2 separate regions of the Mus musculus genome follow, and region 1 is linked to region 2. Evidence: chromatin loops called from intact Hi-C (ENCODE). Cell type or tissue: heart. All regions are shown on one strand. Links, peaks and the distances in the headings refer to the core of each region. The heading gives the core; the rest is flanking DNA.

Evidence for each region. A loop is a pair of places that touch in the nucleus more often than their neighbours do. Peaks named below come from ENCODE experiments on the same cell type or tissue, not always from the same donor. Only the 100,000 strongest peaks of a DNase experiment are listed, where the experiment ranks them.
Region 1: a loop joins it to region 2, with 9 times the contacts of the local background. A loop is called at or near these places in 36 of 42 quality-filtered maps.

The regions. Positions count from the first base shown.
Region 1 is chr7:66,051,671-66,057,934 of GRCm38, forward strand. No RefSeq gene overlaps it. Among named protein-coding and RNA genes, the nearest start is that of Snrpa1, 5.5 kb to the right of the region's middle. In heart, for the core only: a CTCF peak has its summit at 3,894 (motif pointing left); no DNase peak of the experiment used is centred there; H3K27me3 peaks cover 788 bases.
Region 2 is chr7:65,702,418-65,708,681 of GRCm38, forward strand. No RefSeq gene overlaps it. Among named protein-coding and RNA genes, the nearest start is that of Gm33234, 12 kb to the left of the region's middle. In heart, for the core only: a CTCF peak has its summit at 2,483 (motif pointing right); a DNase peak (open chromatin) is centred at 2,484; H3K4me3 peaks cover 704 bases; H3K27ac peaks cover 708 bases; H3K27me3 peaks cover 377 bases.

The sequences.
Region 1 (6,264 bases), core at 772-5,771, 350 kb after region 2:
GACCTTGACGGCATTCACCTACCTCTGACAAGTACCATTTAACTGGGTGACAACCTCCCCCCTCCACGGCTACTGAAATCCCTGCACTCACAGAGTTACCTGCCTCTTGGGATTTTCACCACAGCCTGTGAAGCCCATAGTGTGTATGTAGAATCCTTTAGTTGCAGATAAAGAAAGGGCGCCAGCTAAAACTGGAGAAGCAGGGGATGGGCAATGCTTCAGAGACCCAAGGTGATTCAGAACGTTGGGGATGAGTGCACCAGAGTCTGGGGAACCCTATGGGAGCACTGTCACCTGGACCCCTTCTCCCCTATAACCTACTTGTCATAGGACAAATGAAAAGACCACTGTCATCTATCTCCCAAGTGTGGCTGGTGTTAGTCCAGACCCCAAACTAACTTCCTGGCTGTTTCTTGGCTCTGCTTCCCTGGGACTCTGCTGAGCCTGTCTTGCACAGTGATGGCCACAAGAACTGCTTGTACAATAGCATAGCCATGGAAGCTCTGTGACAGCGGAAAGGAGTGAGTATAGCTCTTAAAAAGGGGACAGACCAACCGCCCATAGCAGTCCACCACCAACATAGACAAGGCAGGGTTATTGGAGTGAGATTGTAAAGGGGTAAGTGGCTATTTCTTTCTTAAACTTCTCATCTCCTTGAGCAAAAGACTTGGCTCCAACATTACATTTCCTTGCTACTATTTTTCTCCTTCCTCAAACTGTACATTTTGTATTTCTTGTTGTTCCACTTGCTCTTTTTCACTATAGATCTGCATCAGAGTATTCACTGGTAACGATGTGACAAAGTCAGAATTACATTGTCTTAAAATGTCCTTTTCTAACATTATTCAAAAACACTTCAATTTTATCCTCTGGTAGATTTTTTTTTTCCAACAAGCAGTCACATTCGTTGCCCAAATATCACAAGAATAGTCTCTAATATTATTTCCTTCTGAAACCTCTTGAGCTAAGCCTCCATAGTCTACATTGCTCTCAGCATGATCATCTTCAATACTACTGTGATGGCTCATTAAGTCCCACTTAGCGTTCAACCATTTTTCTAGTCCAAAGTCCAAAGTCTTCCACATTCCTTCAAATAAAAGCATAGTCAGGCCTGTCATAGTAATACCCCACTCCTGGTACCAACTTCTGCCTTAGTTACTGTTCCATTGATTTGAAGAGACATCACGACCAAGGCAGCTTATAGTATAGAGTGGTTGGTTAACTGGGATCTTGCTTACGGTTTCGGTTTCAGAGGGTTAGTCTATTATCATCACAGTGGGAAGCATGCAATCATGGTACTTGAGCAGCAGTTAAGAGCTTATGTCTTGATTTATATAGACAGCGAGAGCAAGAGCGAGAGAGAGAGAGAGAGAGAGAGAGAGAGAGAGAGAGAGAGTCGGGGGAGGGGGAGACAGAGAGACAGAGACAGACAGAGAGAGAAAGAGACAGAGACAGAAAGCATGGGCTTTTGAAACCTCAAAGCCCACACCCGTGACATGCCTCCTCCAGCCAAGCCATGTCTCCTAATCCTCCCCAAAAAGTTCTATTAACTGGGGACCAAGCATTCAAACATCTGAGCCTATAGAGGCCATTCTCATTTAAACCACCACATAGAATATCCACACTAAGAGTAACTAGACATTTCTTACCATTCCTATGGAGCCTATTATTATAGGATTCCTGTTCCTATAAGAACCAAAGTGGCAACAGCCAAGAATGTCTTATTACCTAAAAGAAAAGTTCTCAACTAGGTTCATTTGCTTTTTCAGGGGATCCTCAACAATGTCTGCAAATGTTTTTGACAGCTGGAGGGTGTCATTCCCATCTATGGAGTAGAAGACAGGGATGCTACTACACTCCCTACAGTGTGCACAAAGGCTTGACAGCCAAGAAGTATGCAGTCTAAAATGTCAGTGTGCTCAGACTGAGAAAACTTAGCAACCGTAAATGAAATTAAAAAGAAAAATGTTTGAAACATCATAAGGCTATTAGAACCTACTTATGGTTTGATGTCACTCATTTGTTTGCTAGAGCAACCCACCCTACTCCTGGTAACAATTTCTGTTTTAGTTAGGGTGACTAATGGTCATGAAACACCATGGCCAAGCAACTTGAGGAGCAACAGGTTTATTTTGTCTACACTTCCTCATCACTCTTGATCACCCAAGGAAGCCAGGGCAAGAACTCAATCAGGGTACGACTCTGCAGCAGGATCTGACTCAGAGGCCCTGGAGAATTGCTATTTACTGGCTTTCTCTTTGCTTGTTCAACTGGAATTTTTAGAGAATACAGGACCACCAGTCCAGAGGTGCCCCCGCCCACAATAGATTGTGTCCTCCTGCATCAATCATTAATTGAGAAAATGACCAACAGGCTTAGCTACAGCCAGATCTTATGGAAGAATTTCCTCAATTGAGGTTCCCTCCTCTCAGATGACTCTAGCTGTGTCAAAGTTAGCAGGCACAACTGATTCCTTATCAACTTGACACATAAACATATCAATAGCTTAGTAAGCATAACACTTCCTTTCTTGTTATCTCCAAGATATTACAATATAAAACATATCGAAAACTCTAAAAGTCCCAAAGTCTTTATAAATTCAAACACTTTAAAAATTCAGTCGCGGGGCTGGAGAGCTGGCTCAGTGGTTAAGAGCACTGACTGCCTTTCCAAAGGTCCTGTGTTCAATTCCCAGCAACCACATGGTGGCTCACAACCATCTGTAATGGGATCTGATGCCTTCTTTTGCTGTGTCTGAAGACAGGTACAGTGTACTAATATACATTAAATAAATAAATAAATAATCCTTTAAAAAATGTCTAGTCTCTTTAAAAATTCAAGTCTCTTGTAAAAGATCAATACTCTCAACTGTGAGCTCCTATAAAATAAAAAATAAATACTTTCTTATTTGAAAAGAAAGAACCAGAGCACAGTCACAAGCAAGGCAAAGCCAGGCCAAGTTCTAACCCTGTAAATAACTCTGTGTCCAGTGTCCTACTCTTCTGAGATACCCAAAGGGCTTGCCACAGTTCCCCCCCCCCCTTTTTTTTTTTTTTGTTTTTGTTTTTTTTGTTTTTTTTGAGACAGGGTTTCTCTCTGTAGCTCCAGCTGTCCTGGAACTCACTTTGTAGACCAGGCTGGCCTCGAACTCAGAAATTCACCTGCCTCTGCCTCCCAAGTGCTGGGATTAAAGGCGTGTGCCACCATGCCTGGCTCCCCTTTTTATAGTAGAAAAATATTCCTACATCTTTCTTTTAAATTTACTTTTTGAGAATTTTATATGGTATATTTTTATATTCTTTCCTGTTCCTCACCTCCTCTCAGATCCCTCTGCCTCCCCCCACCTCCTCATATCTACCTACCCAACTTAAAGGTATTTCTAGCGCTTAAAAAAACCAGCAAGATTTTGCTGAAAGGACCCTGATATAGCAGTCTCGTGTGAGGCTAGGCCAGTGCCTGGCAAGCACAGAAGTGGATGCTCACAGTCAGCTATTGGACAGAACACAGGACCCCCAATGGAGGAGCTAGAGAAAGTACCCAAGGAGCTGAAGGGGTCTGCAACCCTATAGGTGGAACAACATTATGAACTAAACAGTACCTGCAGAGCTCGTGTCTCTAGCTGCATATGTAGTAGAAGATAGCCTAGTTGGCCATCATTGGGAAAAGAGGCCCCTTGGTCTAGCAAACTTTATATGCCCCAGTACAGGGGAACACCAGGGCCAGGAAGTGGGAGTGGGTGGGTAGAGGAGCAGGGTGGGGGAAGGGTATAGGGGACTTTCGGGATAGCATTTGAAATGTAAATGAAGAAAATACCTAATAAAAAATTGGAAAAAGAAAACAAAAAACAAAAACAGCTCTCTAGTCCAAGGACTCCACCTAGTGGTTCATTCTGGAAGTAAGGAAAGTTGGAATCATGTTGATAGTTTGGGATATTTGTGTGGGGGAGGAGGGGATTCGTTAGTTTTGTTTTGTGTAATTTTTAAACAATCACAAGACAAAATTATAGAAAAGTTATATGACATAAAAATATTTTCCTGAACAATGTGAGAGTAATTTTCTGAAATAATGTCCACTATAATAGTGTCTCAAACACTTTAGAAGGCATTTCTTTTTTTTTCTATTAATTATTTATTCACTTTATATCCTGATCACAGTCCCCCCTTCATAAAGCCCCTCCTCCCATTCCCCCTTCCTCTCTGAGAAGGGGAGCCCCCATCCTCACCCCCCCCCCCCAGGTATCAACAGCCCCGCCTAGCACATCAAGTCACCACAGGACTAGGCACGTCCTCTCCCACTAAGGCCAGACCAGTTAGGGGAACAGGAACCACCAGCAGCAACAGAGTCAAGGACAACCCCTGCTCAGTTGTTGGAAGAGCCACACGAAGACCAAGCTGCACACCTGCTACATAATGTACGGAAGGCCTAGGTCCAGGCCATGTCTGCTCTTTGTTCAGTCTTTGGGAGACCCAAGGGTCCAGGTTAGTTGACTCTATTGGACTTCTATGGAATCTCTATCTCTAGATCCCTCAGTCCTTCCAGAAGACTCCTTGAGCTCTGTCTAATGTTTAGTCAGCTTCTGAGTGGAGCCTCTCAGAGGACAGTTATGCTAGGCTCCTGACTGCAAGTATTGTTGATAGTGTCCTGGATTGGTTCTGGCCCAGGGGATGAGTCTCAAGTTGGGTCAGTTATTGGTTGGCTATTCCCTCAGTCTCTACTCCATCTTGGTCCCTGAATTTCTTGTAGGCAGGACAAATTTTGGGTGGAAGATTTTGTGGGTGGCTTGGTGTCCTTATCCCTCCACTGGAAGGACACAGGAGGCAGCCACTTCAGGTTCCATATCCCTCACCACTAACTAGGATTCTCAGCTAGAGTCACTCTCATAGACTCCCTAGAGCCTCCCCTGTCCCACATCTCTGGCACATCCTAGAAATGCCCTACCCCACCCCACTCAACCCTGATTTTCCTTCACTCTCCCAGCCCTCTCCCTGGCTCTCCCTACACCTGATTCCCATACCCACCTACCCACCCCCATCCCCCTCCTTATCTCCAAAGAATGTTTTTAGATATAAGATGTAGCTAAGATTTATATTTAAAAACTATAAAGAACAAGAATAACCAAAGATATGAGAAAAAGTGAAGCTTGAGTGTTCTTTTATAAAGCATGTATTATTATTAAGACAGTATGATATTATGCCAGTAAACCCATAGAACAGAATGTCTAGTCCAAAAGCTGAGCTTCATGAGTTTGGACACTTGATTTTGACAAGAGTGGCTTTGAAGAGCTAAATAGAAAGAATGGTCTTCGAATATGGTGGTAACTTAATTTTCAGATGGTGCCTCAGTTAGGGTTTTATTGCTGCGACCACAGCAATTCTTATAAAGGACAACATTTAATTGGGGCTGGCTTATAGTTCCACGGGATTAGTTCATTATCACCATGGCAGAAACATGGCAGCATGCAGGCAACATGGTGCTGGAGAAGGAGCTGAGAGTTCTACATCTTGATTTACAGGCAACAGGAGAGTGTGCCATAGTGGGCATAGCTTGAGCACAGGAGATCATAAAGCCTGGCCCTACAGTGACACATGTCCTCCAACAAGGCTACAAGGAAGTGCCAGGGGCAGGCTTGTTAGAGAGAATAACCTGGAAACTGGTCTTGTTTGGGAGTAACCTAGGAGTAATGCTAGATGCTGACTTGTTAGTTAACTCGAGTTCAACCTTAGGTCAGGCTCTCTAAGATGGAGTCTAAACCCAGGATCTGGTCTCTCGATATCAGTGTTGGGTGAGTGGTGTGGTGGTTTGAAGATGCTTGGCCCAGGGAATGGCACTATTAGGAGGTGCAGCCTTATTGGAGGAAGTGTGTCACTGTGAGGGTGGGTTTTGAGACCCTCTTTCTAGCTGCCTGAAGACAGTCATCTCCTTTTTGCCTTTGGAACAAGATGTAGAACTCTCAGTTCCTCCAGCCCCGCGTCTGCCTGGATGCTGCTGTGCTTCCCTGCCCTGATGATAATGGACTGAACTCCTGAACCTGTAAACCAACCCCAATTAAAGGCTGTTCTTTGTAAGTCACCATGCTCATGGCATCATCTCTTCATACCAATGGAAACCATAACTAAGTCAGAAGCTGATATCAGGGACTTGGGAATTGCTGTGATAGGCCTGACACATTTTTGTTTGGAGGAATGTGGATTTGGGGACTTTGGAAGCAGTGAGTTGCATTAAGTGCTCAGTGAGCCATTCCAGGAGGAATATGGAAGACACTGA
Region 2 (6,264 bases), core at 413-5,412:
AAAAAATTCCTTGTGTGACAAGTGTTTTCTGAGTGGTCCCAGATCTGTTGTAGGCCTTTATGGAAGAGAAAAGACAGTAACAGTGTAGTCCAGGGGAGCCTTGCTCAGGGTTGGTTCTGAAACTGAGTCCTACATTTAATATCTGCACAAGACTGCTAGCCAACATCTAGATCCAGAAGCCATAGCGTACCTCTGGGGAATATTTCTACTGACCGCACAGGACAGCCAGCTGCGGCGTCTCATGCCTGTCTCCTTGGCACTTAGGAAGCTGAGGCAGGGAGTATGTTGCAGGAATTTTGAAGATGACCTGGACCACCACGTGGTATGTTCCAGGCTAGAATGCAGAGACAAAGCCTGTCTCCAAGGGAAAAAGAAACCCCAGAGGGCAAGCCTTTCTTTAGATGATTTAAGTGTGGGCTGCCTTAAAGTATGATCCAGTCATTGCCCCCTCCCACTCTGCCCGCCCACAGTTTCTCATCCCATTCCTCCTCCCCCTGTCTCCAAGAAGATGCCCCTCCCACGCCCCACTGACACACACCCCCCGCCGCCCCCCGCCCTCCCTGCCACCAGGGCTCCCCACTCCCTGGAGCCTCAACTCCCAAGAGTTAGATGCATCTTCTCCCACTGAGGCCAGACCAGGCAGTCCTCTGCTGTATATGTGAACCAGCTCATGTATGCTGCCTGGTTGGTGGCTCAGTGTCTGAGAGATCTCAGGGGTTCGGGTTAGTTGAGACTGATGGTCTTCCTATGGGGTCACCCTTCTCAACTTCTTCCATTCTTTCCCTAATTCAACCACAGAAGTCCCCGACTTCAGTCCTTTGGTTGGGTCTAAGTATTCGCTTCTGTCTTGGTCGGCTGCTTGTTGGGCCTCTCAGTGGACAGCCATGCTAGGCTTCTGTCTGTGAGCACAACGTAGCATCAGTAAGAGTGTCAGGCCTTTGAGCCTCCCCTTGAGATGATCCCAACTTGGACTGGTCACTGGACCGCCTTTCCCTCAGTCTCCTCTTCATTTTTGTTCCTGCAGTTCTTTTAGACAGGAACAATTCTGGGTCAGAGTTTTTGACTGTGGGATGGCAACCCCGTCCCTCCAGTTGATGCCCTGCCTTTCTACTGGAGGTAGATGCAATGAGTTGGGCATTTCATCTAAGGTCCCTCCCTTTGAGTCCTGAGAGTCTTTCACCTCCCAGGACTCGGTTACTTTCTAGAGGTTTCCCCAATCTCCCCACCCCCAGGTTGCATATTTCCATCCATTCTTCTGGCTCTCAGGGCTTCTCTCCTGTCCCCACCACCCCACACCTGATCATGTTCCCCTTTTACACTCCCTCTTCCCCTCCCCTCTCTCACCAAGGTCCCTCCCTCCCTCCCTCCCTCCCTCCCACCAAGGTCCCCCCCTTTTGCCTCCTGTGATTGTTTTCTTCTCCCTCCCAAGTAGGATTGAAGCATCATGCCCCTATGGTATGGTGGGGCATCTTTTGAGTATATGACCAAGAGTGGTATAGCTGGGTCTTCAGATAGATCTATTTCTGATTTTCTGAGGAACCTCCAGATTGATTTCCAGAGTGGTTGTACCAGTTTGCAATCCCACCAGCAATAGAGGAGTGTCCCTCTTTCTCCACATCCTCTCCAACATGTGCTATCACCTGAGTTTTTGATCTTAGCCGTTCTGATTGGTATAAAGTGGAATCTCAGGGTCGTTTTGATTTGCATTTCCCTGATGACTAAGGACTTTGAACATTTCTTTAAGTGCTTCTCAGTCATTTGAGATTCCTCTGTTGTGAATTCTCTGTTTAGCTCTATAAGCAAGAACTGTTTGGAGGAAACTTGAGTTCTTTATATGTTTTGGATATTAGCCCTCTATCGGATGTAGGGTTAGTGAAGAAAATTTTCCCTAATCTATAGGTTGCCAATTTGTCCCACTGACAGTGTCCTTTGCCTTAAAGAGCTTTCTAGTTTCATGAGGTCCCATCTATCAATTCTTGATCTTAGAGCCTGAGTCATTGGAGTTCTGTTTTGTAAATCCTCCCCCTTTCCCCATGCCAATGAGTTGGAGGCTCTTTCCCACTTTCTCTTCAATTAGAGTCAGTGTATCTGGTTTTATGTTGAATTCCTTGATCCACTTGGACTTGAGCTTTGTACAAGGTGACAAATATGGATCTATTTTCATTTTTTTCTACATACTGCCAGTTAGACCATTTATTGAGGATTCTTTCTTTTTTCCATTGTATATTTTTGTCTTCTTTGCCAAAGATCGAGTGTCTGTGTGTGGTTTTATGTCTGGGTCTTCGATTCTATTCCATGATCAACCTGTCTGTCTCTGTACCAGTATCACTATTGCTCTGTAGTACAGCTTGCGGTCAGGGATGATGGTTCCCCCAGAAGTTCTGTTATTGTTGAGAATTGGTTTTGCGCCTCTTTAAGGATGGTTCATCTTCCAGGATCTCTGATTAGAGACATGGGTGTAGGTGGGAGCAGTTCCAGTTCTGGCCACTAGAGGGCGCGCCCCTTACGTTCCAATGCTGTTTCCTGAAATTGCCAAGCTTGAGTTTAGCAGTGTTTCCAGCTGTGTGGGCTTTTCCAAGAGTCGGCTGACTTCTCTTATCTGGGAGACGGTTAAGCAGGTGTTCTTGTGTAGAAAGTAACTTTTTATATTCTTTTGCAAGAGGTAACCCTTTCGCCAACTCTGTCTTCCTGCCCTTCCTTAGCACTATGAACAAAGCTCTGTAGGCTTTCCCTTTTGAATGGCGGAGGTGGAGCAAGGGAAGTGCCTCGGGGGTGTTGCTGACTTAAACGTGATAGTGAAAGAAAGAATTAACAACATGCTGTACAGTTGGTCTCCCTGTGGCCTCCAGGTCTCAGATAAGCAGCAGGTTTTAAAGCTGAGAATGTCAACACTCCGTAGAGGGGGTCCTGAGTGAACTTATGCCCCAAATACTAAAAAGTTGGCAGGAAGGGGTAGCTTTTGGGGGCAGTGGGGCATTAGCTGGAAGTATACCCAGAAGCTTACACGCTGGGCTCTGAGACAGAACCTTTCAAGTACAGTTTAAACAGATTCACAAAGAATGAGTCTTGAAACACAGTGGTGAACTCATGCATGAGCCCCGAAGGGACCCACAGAAAGACCCGTACTTGCAGAGGCTCCTAGAGGAGGCTCCATGCGTCACAGCCCCCGAAACCCTGCTGGCAACCAGGTGCCAGGTTTGAGTGTGACTTTCAGGTTCTGTGTCCGCTGGGCTGGAGGTTGGGAAGTCTAATATCCAAGTGCTGGTGGAGTTAGAGACACTGAGGACCCCTTTCATCTTGGCACTGTCTTTCTGGGTCATCACATCCTATTCATAAACAGGGTCCCCCTAGAGCTCCTGTAATCCATGAGGGTTCAGCCCCCACGACTAGTCACTTCCTATAGATAGGCCCACTTCCTTGAGTGGCAAGATTTTGACAGCAGTGGAGGTGGAGGAACAGCCCACAGCTCTAGACTCTTTCAAGTTTCTACTGTAACCCAACTCCAAAGTCAAACACAAGGTTCCGTCATCCCACCAGTGGCCCCATTTCTTCTGTACCAGTTCTACATTACTTTTATTCTCACTGTGACTGAACACCTAACAGCAGCAACTTCGGGAAGGTCAGACCTGCTTTGGCTCCTGGTTCCACAGAAGTTTCAGTCCACCGTGGTGAGGAAGATGTAGCATCAGGAGTAGCTGCCTGCTTAGAGGCAGGAGTATGAGGCAGTGACTCTTAACATGGTACAAACAGGAGGCAGAGAGCAGAGCCTAGAACCAGAGCCAGGTATGTCCTTCAAAGACAGACCCCTGGTCACCTACTTTTTGCCAGCTAGGTTACACAGCCTAAAATCTACACAGCCTTCAAAACAGTGCTGCAAGTTAGGAAATGAGTATTCAAAGCCTGAGCCTCTGAAGGAGGGTCCATAACACCTGGTCCATTGACCTGATAATCTAGAAAAGTTTACTCCACGTTCTTGAATTCGAGGTATTGAAATTACCTTCTATAAATCCATTGTTTTCTTATAAAAATAATAAAGTGGGACGTGAACACATGCTGACGTGTAACATAGTTTCTGTTCTGTGAAAACAGTAAGGTTGAAGAGCGGTGCCTAACATAAGTGAGGTACACAATGGGTGAGCGATGCGCGAACCATTGGGCATGTCTTGAGAGGGAACAGAATATCTGCAGGTATTGCTAACATTATTGAAAAGGTGCTATGAGTGCTGGAGAGATAGCTCAGCAGTTAGTGCACACACAATTAATACTAAGTAAATCTGCTTTTAAAAGATTTTTAAATGATGGTAGAGAACAGCTGGATAATAACATCTCTCCGTAAAAATAAAATAAAATTAAATAAAAAGACAAACAGAAAATAGTGGAAACCATTACATCATTCCCCAAAACATGCAAACAAGCAGACAAAGACCAGCAAACAAGAAAAAAAGATGACAGGATGACCAAAAATGGCCAAGAAAGAGGGAAAATTTATGCAGGAGTATAAAGCTACTACCAAACTGGTCAGCAAACTCCAGGGACTTGAGAGAGAGGAGGTCAGAGAGGAATAGAGCAGTTTGCAGAAGGGGGGCAATGTCTTTATCTTTCTCTCTTCAGGCTGAGAAGAGGCCAGGGCAGGGGCTGGTGAACACCAGGACGAAGATGCTGATGCCGTGGAGTCTCCGTGCTAAATCAGAAACAGAAACAAAGCCTGGGGTAAAAGCTGTCAATCAGGAAAGCCACTCCCAACACATGCGCGGGCATCCTGGTTCAGGATAGTTAGAAGATCCTCATAAGTAAGGTGGGGTCCATATGTTGGAGTAGAGCTACTGCTTCCGCGTCTCCACGTCGCCTGAAGATGTTAGCCCACAGGATGCTGAATGGAACACCAAAGTGCTCGTGGGGAGATGGGGAGAGGGAGTGAGAGAGCGAGTGTTTTAATACATTATTATGAAGATATACACATCATCCAAGAACAAAAATGACTGTCTTGAAGAAGAATGAGTACTGGTGAAATGTGGAGAAATTACATCCCTCAGATACTGCTTTTGTGGATAGAAGATGAGCCAACCATCTTGGAAAACAGCAGGGCAGATCTAAGGAGTGTAAAATAGGAAGATCATGGCGATTGGGGAATTATACTTTCAGATGTAAGTCCAAAGGATGTGAGACCCTGTCGTCATGATGTTATTCCTAATGGTAACAAGGTAGAAACAACCCAAATGTCCAACTGATAAATAATTCATAAACTTAAATCTCAGCCCTAGCCGCTGAGTTACTGACACTCAGTTGTTGCTGGGAGAGGGAAACTGGGGTTTTCTTCAATGAAGCGATACTTGATATCGCAACCACTGCAGGGCAGAACCCATATTAGAGTAGTCAGACAATACAAACTGGACTTGATGATTAATTTGCTTGTTTTTAGACAGAGAGAAGAGGAAGGAAGGCAGGTGGAGGAGGGATGAATGTGATGAAAATACATTGTATAATATTTTTGAAGAATAAAATTATGAGTTTTGAAATTTTGGTTTTGTGGTTCTAGGGCTTGTGCCTGGGGTCTTGCATAGAATAGGGACTCTACCATTCCCCTCTGTTAGGAACATATATTCTTGTGACAAAAGTCTAGGCACAAACATAGGGCTTTCTTGAAGTCCTTCCATCATGGAGGGAACAAGGATTTGAACTCACTGTAATAAACACACTCTGGGATGAATATACAGCCTTTTTGTCCATTTTACATCCTGCAATACCAAGTATGAGATCATGCTTATATTATATATATATGTATTAATACATTATATATTTACATATAACATTTAACATATACAAGTTTTATGATATATGTCATACATTATATAATATAACTTATTCACTTAAAATATATATGGATATATATTAATTCATGATATAATATATGAAATATGTACTGTGAAATATATAATATGTAATATATAGAATTATATAATATATAGTATGTAATATACAACATTTTCAAGATGATGCATGCTCAGGGCCCTGGGTTTTGATACCTAAACTTTTAAGAAAATAAGCTTAATAAATTAATAAAAGAAAGGGTTATTTTAAATAACCTTTACCTATTGCTAGGTCCAAAGGAGACTTCAATTTCCCAAACTCCAAAAGGCAGTCCAAAAACTCAGAAATGGACTCAACCTGAACTATAGGAACATTTCTAGCAGTTAGACCAACAATGGTTGGTCTTGACTGAAGATCTGATTGGATGAATGGAGAAGTCCCTAGGAAGTTAACTAA